Regions from separate parts of the Mus musculus genome. Here region 2 is linked to region 1. Evidence: chromatin loops called from intact Hi-C (ENCODE). Cell type or tissue: heart. All regions are shown on one strand.

Region 1 (8,000 bases):
TCTGTCTCTGCCTAGATCTTTCTGCATGCTGAGGGGAAATGAAGCATTAAGCTGCAAAGAATCTGGGCCAAGGCCGACTCAGGAGTTGCCTGCCCTCCTCAGCTTTCTACCCAAGCTCCCTAAAGCCTTCTCAGACTCCCAGGCAACTGGTTCTGGTCTGTCCACCACAACCCTCTGGAAAGGGACAGAATTCACCCCTTCACCCTGACCTTCCACCTTGCCCCACCTCCTTCACCCAAGAGCAGCCTACAGGGAAGCCTGAAAAATCAAACAGGTCGGGCCACGCTGGAGACAGCGGCTTTCATTAATGAGCCCAAGGCAGCACCGGGGGCAGCCCAGTCTTGATTAAAACCAGACTTTCACAAGTGCCTTCCCTGGGTTCTCAAAGGTCATGGAGTCTGCAAATCTGTGTCAGTTTCTGCAGCTCCCAATCCCCATTCTGAACACCAGGTCCTTAGTGGGTTCCAATCATCAATGAGTAACTGCAGACTGACATTTCCAACCATTGAAAGGAGTAATTTATTCTCAGCAAACACCAGTTTCCATTGAAGGTAGTAAGGGAGCAAGGGACAGGTGTGTGTGTGTGTGTGTGTGTGTGTGTGTGTGTGTGTGTGTAGGCTGTTCCCCAAGCCCCAAAGTTATTCAGTAAACAAAAGGTCCCAGGGAGGACAGGAGCTGGTCTGCATGAGACCATGGGGGTGGGGGGAGTCAGCAGACACCATGGAGCAGAGGTCCCAGGCACATCCTGTTTTCAAAGACTTCAGAGGAGGATTAACTCTAAAATACATTTATTATTTTTTGTTTGTTTGTTCTGTTTCTGTGTGTAGCCCTGGCTGTCCTGGAACTGGCTCTGTAGACCAGGCTGGGCTCTGTCTCTTGAGTATCACCTCCACTGCCCAGCTTATGTCAGTTTTTTAAAGCTAAGAATATCCCCCAAGGGGCTTCAGTAGTTAAGCACACTGGCTGCTTTGGCAGAGGACCTGGGTTCACGTCCCAGCATCCACAGGGTGGCCCACAACAATTTTTAACTCCAATTCTGGGGAATCCAATACCCTCTTTCTGACCTCCACAGGCACAGGGTACCCATGTGGTATACATATATACACAAGGCAAAAATACCCATATACATAAATAAATAAATCTTATAGTAAACAGAAAATTATCCCCTAAGTACCACTTACAGAGACCTCCATCAGAATAGACAGACTCCCATGTCCCAATGCTGGCTAGCTAACATCCCCTTAGGCGCCACCTCCCAGCTCTCAGCCTGGCAGAGGGACAGCACTCAGGAGTGGCTAGGGATGTGCCTCAGTTGTTGAGTGCTCACCCATCAGGCACGGAGCTCTGGGCTCCATCCCCAGCATTGTGTAAATCCAACATGGTGGTACATGCCTGGAATGCCAGCACTTGGGAGGGGAAGGCAGGAGGATTGGATCAAGGTCACCCTTGGCTACAAAGTAAAACCCACAACAACTGTGTCTATCCTAAACACATCCAGACTTAACTTTATCCTGAGACAATTCAGTACAACATCTTTAGTAAGTTTTCTGAGATGGAGTCTTCCATAGCTCAAGTTGTACTTGAACTCAAGGTAATCCTCCTGCTTCAGGTTCCTTAGTGTTGGGATCACAGATATGAACCGCCCCTCTGGCCCAAGCCTCCACACTGTAAGCTGGAGGTAACACAGGCCTGAGGCAGCCGTGTGCACATGCCCGGCATCACTCTGATGTGGTGTGCACACGGGTGACCCCAGCACATGAGGAGCTGAGGACCCCTGAGAGTTCAAGGCCAGCCTGGGTAAGACCTTTGCCTCCTGCCTGCAAAGCAATCCTGAAACATGGTATCTGACAGCCCTGCGTATCTGCGGATACCAGCATCCAAGCAGGGGACAGGAGTGGCTTCCAACAGACCCCCCTTTAAAGACCGAGGAATCACAACCACACAGCTGGAGCAAGAAAGGAGCAGGGCGCAGGCAGAGCTGGGTGTGCTCACCAGCTAGCCTTGAAATGCAGCTATCGGGTCCATCTGGGACCTCATGTTACAAGACTGTCCTTAAAAGAGCAGAGGCAGAAGTCTGGCCTGCCAGCTCCGAAGAGAGAGCACAGAGGTCTTTAGCAGTCAGTCTTGCCCAGCAGCACCTGAGCCTATGGCCCACTGGACATCGCAGGTTCCTGTAAGACGATAGCTGTGCAGCCTGAGTCACAAGCATGACAGGCAGGAGCAGCCATGGCTATCAGCAGACAGCGCACTTCCCGTCTGCCTCGGAATCCTAGCATCATACCAGCACTGGCAGGTCCTGCTGCACTGAGGTGGTAACCTGTGACATGACAAGGTCAGTGTCCTTCAGGGCCACCCCACAGCTCAGCCCTACTTCTGGTAAGTGGGGTCCCAACAGTAGACTCTAGGAGTCTACAAGGAAAAGGCTCTGAGAAGTCACCTGAAAGCCCTTAGGCCCAGGACAGCACAGGTCAGACTGTCACATGTCCTCAGGAAAAGCATGTGTCCATAAAGACGCATGGCCTGAAAAACAGACCACATCCAGGACACCGCTGAGCGTTTAAAATTTATTGACGTGATTTCCCATAAGGATTCCGGCCCAGAAGCACTCAACCGTGTCACCTCCAAATAGGCTTGGAGCCTGGGAGATGCCTGTTTCTCATCCAAGCTGCCCCTGGGACTCAAGTTACAGGAACCGAATCCCAGCTCCAAACTGGACACCATCACAAATCCTAAAAAGAAAGAGAGAGGTCAACAGGACGCTCCTTACACCATCGAGAGGCTCTGTACGCACCCCTACCCTGCCCCTGCCCCCCCCCCCCCAGTTCCCTAGGCTAATAGGAATTAGCCCCTGGAGAAAGGAGAAAAGACAGGAATAGAGCCCAAGACCCTCTGTTGCTCCATCCCACCCAAAGGTGCACTGTCCTGTTGTCAGGACAGCAAGTAGAGCCTGGGCCTCACAATGACCAAGCAACCCAGCCTCAGAGAGGCCAGCCACCAGCCAGCCCTTTTCTTGACCCAGGATGACATACATAAAGGGTCACCTCAGGTGTGCTCTCTGGAGAGCTTAGCTCAACCATGTCCTGTGTGGGCCTTCTCAGGACTGGCTGCAGGCACCAAACACCCAGTTCTGAGTGCTGTGCCATACTGGAATGTCAAGGCACAGGTAAATGGAAGCAGTCACTCTGCCCTGGGGAGGAGCCTCCTGCTTGGAGGGAAGCTGAATCTCTGGAGGCTGAAGACCCAAGCCAAGCTGCACAGTGCACCTGTGCCCTCAGCCCCGGCCTACATAAGAGGGACCACGGCTGCCTCAGAGAAGTAAGCTTTGAGATAAGCAAGTCAAAGATGCCTGTGCTATGACACACACCACAGAGCAATGCCCATGAGTATTCGAGGTGGCATCCAGAGTTACAGGGCCAGGACCCATCAGTGCTCTGCAGACCCCGTTGGCCTCCTCAGCCTCTACCTCTAGGCCAGGTGTAGGCTGCCTTCCTGCTGCATGGTGCCAGTGCTCACCCTTATACCAGGCCTAGCAGGGGTCATCCGAGAAGTCCACTGATACCCTCTCTTAACCCCCAAACACTCCACCCTGGATGGTGTGCTAGGTGTGGGCAAACAGCACTCGTGGGCCCCAAATAGAGCCCTTGACAGGCACAGAGAGGAAGACATTAACAAGGCTGAAGGGAGGGGGAGGGGGAGGAGAATAGAAAGAGGCGCACTTGTGAGAAGCCATTCCCTTAAGGCTTCAGCAACCCCACATTCTCTGTCCACCCATACTATACCCCTCCCCCAGGACAGCTGTACCCACATACAGGATGCCCTCCCCAGCTGCAATGATGGTGTCCTGTCCCTCCTGAAGCTCAAGGAACAGCTGGAGCGGGGCTGACTCACTGCTGAGTCTCCAGGGACCTGGTCTGAGGAGTCACGCTGTGACAGAACTCAGGTCCCAGAGAAGACTGTGCCAGAAATCATTCAGGACACAAGTCAGAACACTTCAAACTGTCACCCTTTGCAAAGGCCACAATTGCCAGTTTCAGAGCACCTGGCTTAACTCTGGGGGTGGGGCTACAGACAACTGTCCACCTGCCAACTGCCTAATTTTAGAAACATGATAAAATTGAGGTCATTTCCCTCAAATGTTTTCAAATTCCACTCTTGCCAACAAAGCTGCAAGGCAAACCACACTAGGGAAGGTATCTCTATGTTCAAGGCTGACCCTGGACAGCCTTCACTACCCACAGCCAACACCTGCCTGCCACCATCACAATGGCAAACAGCTGCCAGGCAAACCCGGGCCAGGGTCTTCCCCACTTCAGCACAGCAGACTTCTTCTTCCTGAAGGGTATGTTCTCAATTTATCTTTGAAACATGCTTCTTGGATTTAACTCATTGCAGCTGAGGGGTCCTGAGCTGTAAAGAACACTCGCTAAAGGGCCAATTAGCAAGAAGCTCAAGAGCGAAGGAACTGCTTGGTGCACACTGCCACCCTGTGGCTGCTGTCAGTATTACAGCAGCATGGGCCACAAGAGGTGAGCTGCTCAGAGAGCTGCTGCAGCTGTGGTTGGCACTGGAGCCCACCACACCCCTGTGACCTGGCCCCAACACAGTATGTGAAGGCAGCTGGCCACAGCTCCGCTTCAGCTCCACCTACATGGTAGGCTGCACAGAGCTAACCCAGGCTGAGAAGGCACCTGCTGCGCACCAGGGCCCAGCCCTCCTCTCCTCACTGCACTGTGCAATCAGCAACTGTGGCAGGTCAGACTGTAGGCAGCAGGCGTGGTGGACAGAAGACACTGAGAGACAAGAACAGTGGGCCAGTACAACACAGCAGTATGGGAGTGACAGACACCATAGTCAGACCACACAAAAGCAGAGCGGGAGGGCCGCTCGGACATGCAACATTTCCCCTGAAAGCTCAGAGCTGTCTGTCAAAGCCTTCTAGTCTCTGCACAGGAAAACAGAGCCAGAGTAGCTATGTAACCTATTCCAGGCCCTACCACAAGGCAAGGTGGCATCTGGCCTTGTGGCCCGTGGGAATTGATCTGTCTGGGATAAAGGCACAAGAGAGGGGCCCATGAGAGGCCAGGTGCTTGCATTGGCTCCCCGTGAGGCTGCCTGCCTGTCAGCAGGTGGCCCGTCCCATGGAAGCCAGGTACAGTGTCCTAGCAACTGCCTCCCACCATCATGTCTGGACCTCTGACTTTCCGAGCTTTGTTACTAAAGCTCCCTGCTCATAACAATCCCTCTGGGCCTCCAGACAATGCCTACAAGGTAATGTAAGGCTCTCTCTATAACCCTGAATGGCCCTTGGTCTAACCCACCCAAGGAACACAGACATGGCTCCATGTCCATGGGTGGAGTCCTCCAGCCCAGAGCAAAGCTGTGGGCAGCCCCAGGCCAGGGTTGGCACAGGGAAGCTCTCTCCTGCTTTACACATCCAGCAAGCAGGGTCAACACTTCCCCTGGCTAGCCCCTGAGGCAGAGCAGCAGTGCTCCAGGGAAGGGGTGGGTCTTCCCTTCCCCCTCCAACTAAGAGCAGCTCAGCAGCGGACCGCATGCTCTCATTCTTTAGTTGACTCCATTCTCTCTTTAAGTTCAGACCTATACTGAAGTGGCCATCTCGGAACCACTTGCAACAGAAGCTCCGATGAGCTGCAGAGCTGACAGTGGCCCACACACCTGTCGCCCCCCTGCACGCCCATAGGAATGCAGTAGTTCAGCTCCAGCCGAGCGATGTTGCCAAGTCGGAGGACGACGCCTGCTCCATAGGACCAGCGGATGCACTCAGCTAGCTTCCGGATATGGGCTTTGGGGCCCTCACCTGAAACAGTGAAGGTGGTGAGCAGAGGTGTGGCCCTCCCTGACAGGGCCCCTTACAGCTGGATCTAGCTGGTGGAGACAGGTATGGGGCTGGCATCATGGGCACCCGACTCTTCCACAGCCAGCTGAAGGTTTCGACTCTCTGGGCCTGGCTACCCTGCCCCTTGGCCTAGAAAGGCTCTTCTAGCAGAGCAGCGGGGCCCATGCCACACCTCAGAGAGGGCCCAGGGCTCCCAACTGCTCAGTGCCCTGTGAGCATCCTCTGGACAGAGCTGTGCTGAGCTCTGGGCCCCGGAAGCACTTGAAGCTTGTTTCTAGAGTAAGCCGCAGCCTCCCCTTTACATAACGGCATTGTAAGGGATGGCACCGTTCTGAATCGGAAGGATGCGTGGCCGGGGCTGACTCACCATAGTTGAGGTTGCACAGGTTGCCCGCATTGAGGAAAAAGTGAGTTCTGAAAAGCTCTCCGAAGCCACCCTGGCCTGGCCGGAAGGGCAGTGGGGTGTAGAGGTGCAGGCCCCCAGCCCAGTAGGCCTCGCCGCCCAGGTAATCTCCTAAGGAAGGGAACAGAACCTGCTGACTCAGCCCTTAAGGCTCCTGCTTCCAGTTCTGCTCCACAAACTGCGAGGGCAAGGCCAGCCTCTCTCCTTTACAGGATCCTTCCATGATGCAGCTGAGGAGCCGGGGTACCCCAAAGGAATGAGGCTGCTGCCTGCACTGTCTGCAGGGCCAGGAGGGAAGGAGCGACCTGCTCCTCCTCCTCCAGTGGCCACACTGAGCCTCCGTGACCACCATGGAGATGGTGTCTGAGCCTAGCCTGCTGGGGCTGCCGGAGCCCAGGCTTTCCCCCAAACCCCTGGTTTCAATGGTGAAGACCAGGCCTGGAGAAAAGTTCCTTTGGAGTCAGTCACTGGCTCGAGTGACCCAGGAGAGGAAAAGTGCTGGGGTGACTTTCTTATCTGAGCCCTGCAGCCTGCAGCTACTCAAACTCAGGAAGGAAGTATCTGGCCTCTGCAGGCCCTGAAGCCAGAGCCTCGGTAGTGCTCCTCATCAGGTGCCTCGGCCTTGCTCCTCCGCCCTTTCTGTTGCTACTTTGGTGCTCTTCTGAGCTGCCCCATGTTCCTTGCCCCTGGGGCTCCTGCTGACATGGCAGGAAAGCTTCAGTTCTCTTAATCCTATGTTGGTCGCCAGTGGGGAAGGGATGTAAGAAAATAGAGAAGCAAGGGTTTCTGGGAGACTGTTAAACAGCATAGCATGTGTGAATGTGGGCAGTACTAGAGGGCTGTGAGGCCTTGTGGAACCCAGGGGAAGCCAGCTGAGCTGCCATCAATCTACCAATGTATTCCAAATGCACATAGTTGTCACGTGTCACTTTGGAAATGTGTATGAGAGCTGGAGAGATGAATCCTGCTAAAGCTAGGCTTAAGGCCAAAAAAAAAAAAAAATGTATATGACAGCCAGGCCATGGAGGCCTACACCTTTCATCCCAGCACTCGGGAAGCAGAGGAAGGCTAACTATGAGTTTGAGGCCAGCCTGGTCTACATACTGAGCTCCAGGACAGCCAGAGCTAAAATATAAAACAAAAATAAAACCAAAACCAAACATATACTTGTCAGCATGTATGTCTCTGTGCACCACATGAGTGCAGTGCCTGCCTGCAGAGACCAGAGAAAGGCAATCAGACCCCAGAACTGGAGCTACTGATGGTTGTGAGCTGCCAGGTGGGTGCTAGACACCCGGGTCATCTGGAACAGTCAGTGCTCTTAACCGCTGAGCTGTCTCTCCAGCCCCTCACTTGTCATTTTGCATCTAAAACAAAACAAGACCAAGTTTAATCTATTTCTACCATTAACACTTCCTACCGAGTGCAACTGAGTAGCAAAGCTGCAGCTGCTGCTTTTCATGTTTGTTTTTTTAACTCTTTGAGTGCTGAAGTCTTACTAGGCATGCCTGATTTGAAATCAAAGTGCATGCATGTAAAAGCAAATGTTCCTGGCCCAGAAGAGAACTCCACGGGAGAACAACAGTCGACTAACCCGGACCCATGGGGCTCTCAGAAACTAAACCACCAACCACAGAGCATACAAGGGCAGGACCTAGGCCTCCCCACACACATGTAGCAGATGTGCAGCTTGGTCTTCATGTGGGTCCCGAACAACTGGAGGAAGGGCTATCCCAAGAG
Region 2 (8,000 bases), 72 kb before region 1:
GGGTTCACAGTCTCAGCGACAATGGGGCTGATGGCAGGCGTGCATCCTCGACTAAGGATGCGGTAATCACATTCTAGGAAATTGCCTCCAGTCACCCTGGGTCTGGGCCTTTGCTGGTTGGCAGAGGAGACCTGTCAGGAAACATCACATCTTAGAATTAAAGACTAGGAGGGAACAGGGCTCCTTGCTCAGAGCAGGAGCCTCAGGAGCGCTGGCTGCTGCATCTTGGCTGCCTGCTCTCACCTGCTGCCTCCCCCATTCCCAAAGGAAATTGAAGGCGGCTGGGTCTCGTCCAGGTAATTGAATTCCGAAGTGAATGTGACAATTCTCACCAGAGTTCTTCCTGCTTGCTCTTAGAAATGACATAGTCACAAACTCAGCAAATCTCCAATCAAACTTCTTACTGTGTGGAAATGTTAGAGACGGGGAGAAGGGAGCCTGTGAGTGCAGGGAAGCAGCGCTAAGAGATTTTCTTTCTTTCTTTTTTTTTTTTTTTTTTTTTTTGGTTTTTTGAGACAGGGTTTCTCTGTGTAGCCCTGGCTGTCCTGGAACTCACTCTGTAGACCAGGCTGGCCTCGAACTCAGAGATCCGCCTGCCTCTGCCTCCCGAGTGCTGGGATTAAAGGCATGTCTCTAAATGCAGCCACATTCTAAGGTCTGAGGGTTTGGATGTTGCCTTAGTTGAGGCTATTATTGTTGTGGTAAAGCCCAAAAGCAGCTTGAGAGGAGAAGGTTTATTCGTTACTCATCCCAATCATAGTCCTCCCTCAGGGCCGGAATTCAAACAGGGCAAGACCCTGGAGACCTTACTTACTAATTAAGAAGATGTCCTAAAGCAGGGGGTCTCAACCTCTCTCATGTTGCTACCCTTTTTATTCTGTGACTCCCACCCCCCAACCATAAAATTACTTTCATGGCTACCTCACAGCTGTGATTTTTGCCATTGTTATGAATCACAATGTAAATATTTTTTGGAGCTAGAAGTTTGCTGCTGGGGGTCACAAGGTACAGGTTGAGAACCACTGCGCTGTAGGTTTGCCTACAGTCCAATCTTACAGAAGCACCTCTGCTCAGATGATTCGACCCAGTGTCAAGCTGACATTAAAAAGTAGCCAGCACTGGTGTCAATATACGAACGTGGGATTAGAGGATATGACCTAGCCCTAAAAGCCGGTCTTGCATCCCCATTGTCTTGCCCTAGGTGTCCATGATGCCGTAACTCCACAAGACAGGGCAGAGAGAGTTCTCTGCCTATCAATCACATAATGATGTGGTTGGGGCGGTAGATGTGCCACGGCCTCATCTTCCAACCCAGAAGAGACAGTGAAAGGTTAAGGTGACGCTCGAGCACAGCATGCAACCGAGGGCGATAGCGTAACTCGAAAGGACTAAAGATGTCCCAGTGAGTACCAGCTGGCCCCGGAGCCCCTCAGCATTCTACAGAGACATCCCACCCAGCCTACGGCCTTGAGGTAAAACCCTAATGCCTGGCCTGCCACAGGAATTGTTGCTTCCAGCATTCCTTCTCAAGAATAGGGGCTCCTCTTGGTATCCTAGCGGCTCACCCTTGATGAGTGTCACACAGCCAAGGAGGAAGGAGAAATGGCACCTGAGGTTGTCCTCCACACGTGCACCATGATACCCACATGCCCACACTCACATGTACACACCCATGCAAAAAAATATATAATTCAAATAACTAAGGAATATTTCCTCCTCTTCCTCCTCCTCCTCCCATGTGACACTCCTCGGGGTCCCTTCCCACAGGCTGATCTCACTGGACTTCTTTGCTGGCTACCCCCTCATCCTGACCAGGCCTGGCTCCACCACTGAAATCAGCCTTGTGGCCCTGCTGCTCGGCCAGCACCACTTTATTTGATCTAGCTCTGCTTTCAGAAAGCCCAAGACGCCACCACTTACATCAAGGTCACTTCTGGAATCTCTGGTCTCCGGGGGCCCTGTGAGTTATCACTGCATCCTGTCAGAAACAGTGCTGCCCACACAACCGTGCAAAGATGCACCGATGTCCTCTTCAGCCCTGAATACTCTTCCCATTGTCCTTTTCTCTGTCCAGCCCACTTGACATAAGAGGCTTGCAAGCTGCTTCTTTCAAGTACCGACTGGAGATATTCAAATGAGAGGGAATAACAACCACTTCACAATACAAGGACAGCAGAGCCTGGGCAAGCCTCGAGCCTCACTTTACAGGGCCCGGAGAAGCAACAGGGTGGGATTCACAGCCCCTTCAGCTTCAGGCCAGTACTGTATCTGCCAGGCAAGCAGAAGACGGAACCAAAAAAGATGTGCCCAAGAGGTGACCAACACCTGCTCTCAAAGATGGACCAGGGACACATCAATGCTGTTGATGCTCAACCATGGCCAGTAGTAGAGACACAAAGACAGAGCATGCCCTGTGATGCTGAGATGCAGCACCAACTGGAGGATTGCTCCAATGAAAAGGCATTGCCATGTGAGTTGGCGGGGGTGGGGTGGGGATGGGGATGGGGGTCAGAGGTTGAGAGTGCTTGCTGTTCAGTCATGAGGACCAAGTTCAGATTCCAGCACCCAAGTCAGGTGGCTCAAAAATACCTGAACTCAGCTCCAGGAGGAAAGTCTGGGTGTGGCAATGCCTGTCTGTAATCTTGGCACAGATGGGGGTGCCTGCGGAGGTGGAGACAGGAGGCTCCCTAGAGCTCACTGGTCAGTTAATCTTGCCTAACTGGTGAACTTCAGGGTCAGTGAGAGACTGTGCCTCGAGAAAGAAGGTGGAGAGCAACTGAGGAAGATATCTGACACTGACCTCTGACCTTCACTCACACACACACACACACACACACGCACGCACACGCATGCCTTGCCATCACCATCCCAATCACCATGTCCAAGGGTCAGAAAAAAGTTAAGTTGGTGCCACACTCCAAGCCCTGGAAAGGAGGCAGGTGGGCCACCCAGGGTAGCCGCCCCATCCACTGTGACCTTGTGGCACACCATTCAGAGCTCAGTGTGCAGCCTTAGCCTCAGCTGGGGGTCAGTCATCTCAGATGCTCCGTCTGAACATATGGTAAGCAGCTGGCAGCAGACAGAGCCAAGCCTGAGTGTACCACAGTATCCAGCACACCAGTGCCTGTAGAGCAAAGCCGAGCTCTGACGTTTTCGTGATAAAACCTAGGTGTCTACAAAACCATCCTCATGGTCCAGCCGTATTCTTTAAATCAAATTATTAACTGGGCAGTGGTGGCACACGCTTTTAATCCCACCACTTGGGAGGCAGAGGCAGGCGGATCTTTGAGTTCGAGGCTAGTCTGGTGTAGAGAGCAAGTACCAGGACAGCCAGAGCTACATAGAGAAACCCTGTCTCAACCTCCCACCCCAAATTAACTAATTAATTAGGTGTGGGAGAGCCTGTGTTTTGTAGGCATGTGTGCCACAGCATGCATGTAAAAGCCAAAGGACAGCTTTCAGAAGTCAGTTCCCCGCTTGCTCCACGTAGGTCTCAGGCATCAAAGGCCATCAGCTTAGGGCAAGCACCCTTCCAGCATCTCATCAGCTTCATTTTTAAGCCACAGAACCTTATTTAAGGTCTGGTATTCTTAACCAAACATCCACATTCACTCTTGACTATTTGGTATTCAGCCCACTGAGGAGTTTGAAACCCCACTCCAGGGAACGGTTAGTCCCATGGTGCTAAATGCCAGCTCTAGGTGGCTGCTCCCCGGTGGGAGCACTCCTGCCCCAGCAACAGGCTCCACACAGTTAGACTCAACCCAAATCCTCACCCACCATTCACTAGCTGCCCCGTCCATATCTCTGGCCTCCACACTCCATTCCTGAGTCTACCTCTGTATTCCACTCTGGCCATTTCTGAAGCCTGGGGCTCGGCTAACACCACTCACCCAGCTCCAACCCCAAACCCTCCATCCTACCCACTCTGCACCCAAAAGCCTAAGTGACCTTTGTAAACACAGGTCATAGTATGGCTTTGTTCAAACCCCTAGTGGCTCTTGTGACAGACTGGAAGGAAACCCTTTGTCTACCAGCCCAGCCAAATTCTAGATCCAATCTCCTTCCCTGCTCACAAAACTGCCTCAGCCTCTGGATCCTGCTTGCCTGGCCACAGACCCTCTGCCTCTGAGGTTGTACAAGGAACTCTGCTGGACCGTAAGCTTCTCGGATGGGTTACCATGGCCACCCAGATGTTCAGCACCTCTTTTGCCAGCCATCACCTTGTCTAAGGACATGACCTTCCCCATCACCACCGATAACCTAGCACTTTAGGCAATGTAAAGTGATGGACTCTGCACCAGTCCTGGCACAAAGGCGTATTTGGTAACACTAAGGAAAGCACCTCAGGGCTGGAGTGGTGACTCAGTGGTTAAGAGCACTGGCTGCCTTTCAGGAGATCTGGGTTTAATTCCCTGCATCCACAAGACAGCCCACAACCGGCCATAAACTCCAGTTCTAGGGGATCTGTTGCCCTCTTGTGGCCTCCACAGACACTGCATGCAAGTGGTAGACACTCGTGCAGGCAAAACATTCATGACATAAAATCAAAACAAATAAACGCTTAAAAAAAGAAAATTAGAAGAGTGGTCAAGATGCCCAAGCCAAGAGGCAGAAGAGAAAAGGGGGTGGGGGTGGGGTGTTGGAAGAAGTCAGAAAAGAACAGGGCAAAATGCCCTGGATAAAAAGGCATTTGGAGATGCTGAGTCCCTGGTCCCGCCCTTGGGTTGCTAAGGTAAGGAAAAACAGGACCTGAACGAACACGACTTGTGCCCAAGGCACCTGACAAACAGCTGAGAGAAAAGCCTTCGGAAGCCAGAGAGCCAATACCTCACCACCTCCCTCTGGCAACGAGGTGGCCAGAGGTGACAGCATAGCCTACAAGACATGCTCACAACAGGGCCAGCCACCATCAGAGCTGGTCCTGAGACTGTCATCCATTGTGGGTGTTTTTGTTTTTGAGAGAGAGAGGGGGGCTTTTGATATGTAGGCTAGGCTAGCCTTAAACTAGCAATCCTCCTGCCTCAGCATCCCAGGTGTAGGATGACAGGCATGAATCACTGCCCCAGGGTAAGGCATCGTGAACATTGCCACCCCTCACCACCGACTCTGTTCTCCATTCTCCTAGCCACTCTTCCCTCATTTCCCCCTGAGGCTCAGACCCCAGTGCTTTGTAAGGCCACCCACTTTAGCCATATGGCACCTGTATGGCCTTTAACTACCCTTGAGACCCACAGCATCTGTCACTGTCTGCTCAGACAGACTGCAGCTCCAGAAGGGCGGGGTAGATCGATGTCTGCTTCGTGACTCACTGACCTAGAAGCCAGTGTTCAGGGAGGCTCAGGATCATTTGATGGAGAGGCTGTCCACCTGACCATCTTTCCTTCCACCCATCTCTCTGGAGAACACACTCAATCATCCTTAGCCAGAACTTGGGGGGACAATAAAGCCTGGAAGCACGAATGAGGACAATGACATGTTCTGAATCAGGACAAGGACATGTCCTCTCAGATGGGTTTGTTGGAGATCAACCCTCTCTCCCACCCCATCCTAACAGTGTTTATAACTAGATGAAACACGGGTGGCCTGAGAGATGAGATAAGGGGCCTGAATCCTCACTGAACGCTGTTTCTTTGGTCCATGACTGCATGAGCATCCGAGATGACCTGCTGCAGCCCCAAGGCTGGGTATGCACTGGCCAGCAAAGAAACCATGGATACGGACAGCAATGAAACCCCAGATGGGGCCAGCAGGAGGTGTACGCCAAGCTCTGGGTCTGTTCCCAAGAGCCCCAGGGCAGGAAGGATGGTGCTACATGGCGGGGTCCTGGCACTCACCCAGAAGTTTCTGGAGCACCTGGCCATCGTACAGGTCCTCCTCCAGCTGCTTCACAATGATGCGCTCCTCTGCCAGCACATCGTTGATCCAGTCCAGAAGTACCTGGGGCAGGTGAGAGGCATTGTCACAGAGTTGCTAAATAAAGCCAGGGTCAGAGCAGGCTCGGGTGGGCAGCGGCCCAAACGCACAGGGGCTACCAGACACCTGCCTGGTGACCACGGAAGACAACAGGTGTCTCTTGGTCCGTGGCCAAGGTAAGAGTGGAGAACTAGATCCATACATGAAGCTAGGACTTCCTAACAGCCCCCAGCAGAGCCTGGCAGAACCCGGGTAGGCTGGGAACCTGCAGAGAGCATGGGTAGAGAGGATGACACCTATCTCCTAGCGGAAGAACTCGCAGGTGCACCTTCGAGCAGTGGGCGCTTGGAGGCGCCATATTCTTGTACACTGGGTTGAGTTGACCCTTGGGTTATTCAAATGCTGATTTCTCTGCTCTCAGATCCCATTTCGTAGCATTGTAATGCTTACACCAAACATCTCCTGTCTCAAGTTTGTGTAAACAATCCTTATCTTTTATCCTCTGCCTTGTCAATAAATGCTGATCACCCCAGTGGGTGGGCAGAGTTAAGAATAGGGTGGGATGTCCATCAATTAGAGGAAGGAGAGAGGAAGAGAGGAAGAGTCAGATCAGCTAGGATGGAGGATTTGAAGCCATAAGGAAAAGGTCTGGAGAAAGATCATGGAAACACACCTGAAGCCCAAAGAGCCAGATCAATAATGATATGCAAGTATCATGGGATGGATCTAGGAAATAGCCAGATTAGCATATAAGTTTCGATCACACCATTTAACTGCTCAGCTATTGAGGTGCAGTTTTAAATAAATATTGGATTTTCTGCGTGATTATTGGGGAATACTATGAGGTAAAGAAATACACCTGCCAGATTCATTAACCGCTAATATTTATATTACAGATATTCCATTTACAGGCACTAAATGAGTAAGTGCTGGGGAAAGAGAGAAAAGGGGACCATGAGCCATTACCCCCCCTCTTGTCCCCTCCTAGCCTGCTCTTTAGCAGCCCTGAGTCCAGCCAGGGTTCCAGGCTCATAAAAGAAGTCCCAGCATGGCTTCTGCTCAACGCACCCTGTAGACTATTTGGTCAATGTCAAATCAACCTGTTGCACCCCTCAGATCCCAAGAGCTGTGCGATGGTCGCCCCAATCCACTTTGTCTCCTGTCCCTGTAGAGAGTTCAGGCCTGTCCCCCCACAGCTCTGCTCCCCTCTCTCTCTTGTAGTCAATGAGATTACACAGTATGCAACTCCTCCCTCGCGCCTGGCTGCTCCATTAGCACAGTGTTTGAAACCCATCTCCACTGTAAACCCTACCTTCCCCCAACTTCTGCCAGGATGCTTTACCACCGCATGACACAAACGTAGGTATATCTTATTTGTCTTCCCCACCGCCGGACCATTGGGGGGTCCTGTCACTTTCTGTCCATCACACTGCTGTGAACACTGGTCAAAGTGTCTGGTTCCATCTTTCCAGACCCACCACCAGAAGGCTTTTCTTAAGAGGTTTTTCCACTCCGTGCATTGGGAGTCATGCTGTGGAAGCAAGACACCTGTACTGTCGAGTGTCTCTTGGACAGGGGCTTCCCAAGGATGCTACCCATTCACTGTCAACACCCAGAATATACAGCAGATGCCTGCCCAGGGTGCCGCTGTGACTCAGATTGTGGCTTTTCCTTGCCAGCAAAATGAACTAAGCTACCTAATCGGACCCCTTAGCCCCTGAGCGGGGGAGATCTGTGACCACTCTCAGAAGAATCAAAGTGCACAAAATCCAAAAGCAGTGTCTCATGACTCCCCGAAGCAGTGACCTGAAAAATCTCGTCACAAAGTCCTGACCCATCAAGTCCTGACTAGCTTCCAAGTGACCACAGAAGACTGGCCCAGACCGACACTCACAGGGAGTGCCGAGCCTATGACTCACCCGTGTCTGGGGTAAAGGGCCACCCTTGAAGCCCCAGTGTCCAAGCACAAGGGGCAGGGAGACAGAGTCAGAGCCCTCTCCAGCTCTCTGGCTGACTGGGCTCCAGTCTGGCTTGTGCTCTCTGGCCAGTGGGCGATGAAAGCCAGGATGCCAGGCCTGGCTGGA

Evidence for each region. Hi-C counts contacts between places; a loop is a spot of excess contacts. Peaks named below come from ENCODE experiments on the same cell type or tissue, not always from the same donor. Only the 100,000 strongest peaks of a DNase experiment are listed, where the experiment ranks them.
Region 2: a loop joins it to region 1, with 8 times the contacts of the local background. A loop is called at or near these places in 5 of 42 quality-filtered maps.

The regions. Positions count from the first base shown.
Region 1 is chr15:84,208,855-84,216,854 of GRCm38, reverse strand. It overlaps Samm50 (SAMM50 sorting and assembly machinery component), which reads right to left. Exons shown (of 15, transcript NM_178614.5): 13 at 6,225-6,371; 14 at 5,677-5,818; 15 at 772-2,729. The coding sequence ends at 2,684. It overlaps Gm52212 (a long non-coding RNA gene), which reads left to right. Exons shown (of 2, transcript XR_003951633.1): 2 at 16-368. Among named protein-coding and RNA genes, the nearest start is that of Gm52212, 4.4 kb to the left of the region's middle. In heart, no CTCF peak of the experiment used is centred here; DNase peaks (open chromatin) are centred at 3,524, 3,894, 4,494, 6,804 and 3 weaker places; H3K27ac peaks cover 4,517 bases.
Region 2 is chr15:84,280,702-84,288,701 of GRCm38, reverse strand. It overlaps Parvb (parvin, beta), which reads right to left. Exons shown (of 13, transcript NM_133167.3): 4 at 5,838-5,940. Among named protein-coding and RNA genes, the nearest start is that of Gm22890, 39 kb to the left of the region's middle. In heart, a CTCF peak has its summit at 4,483 (motif pointing left); a DNase peak (open chromatin) is centred at 7,879; H3K27ac peaks cover 420 bases.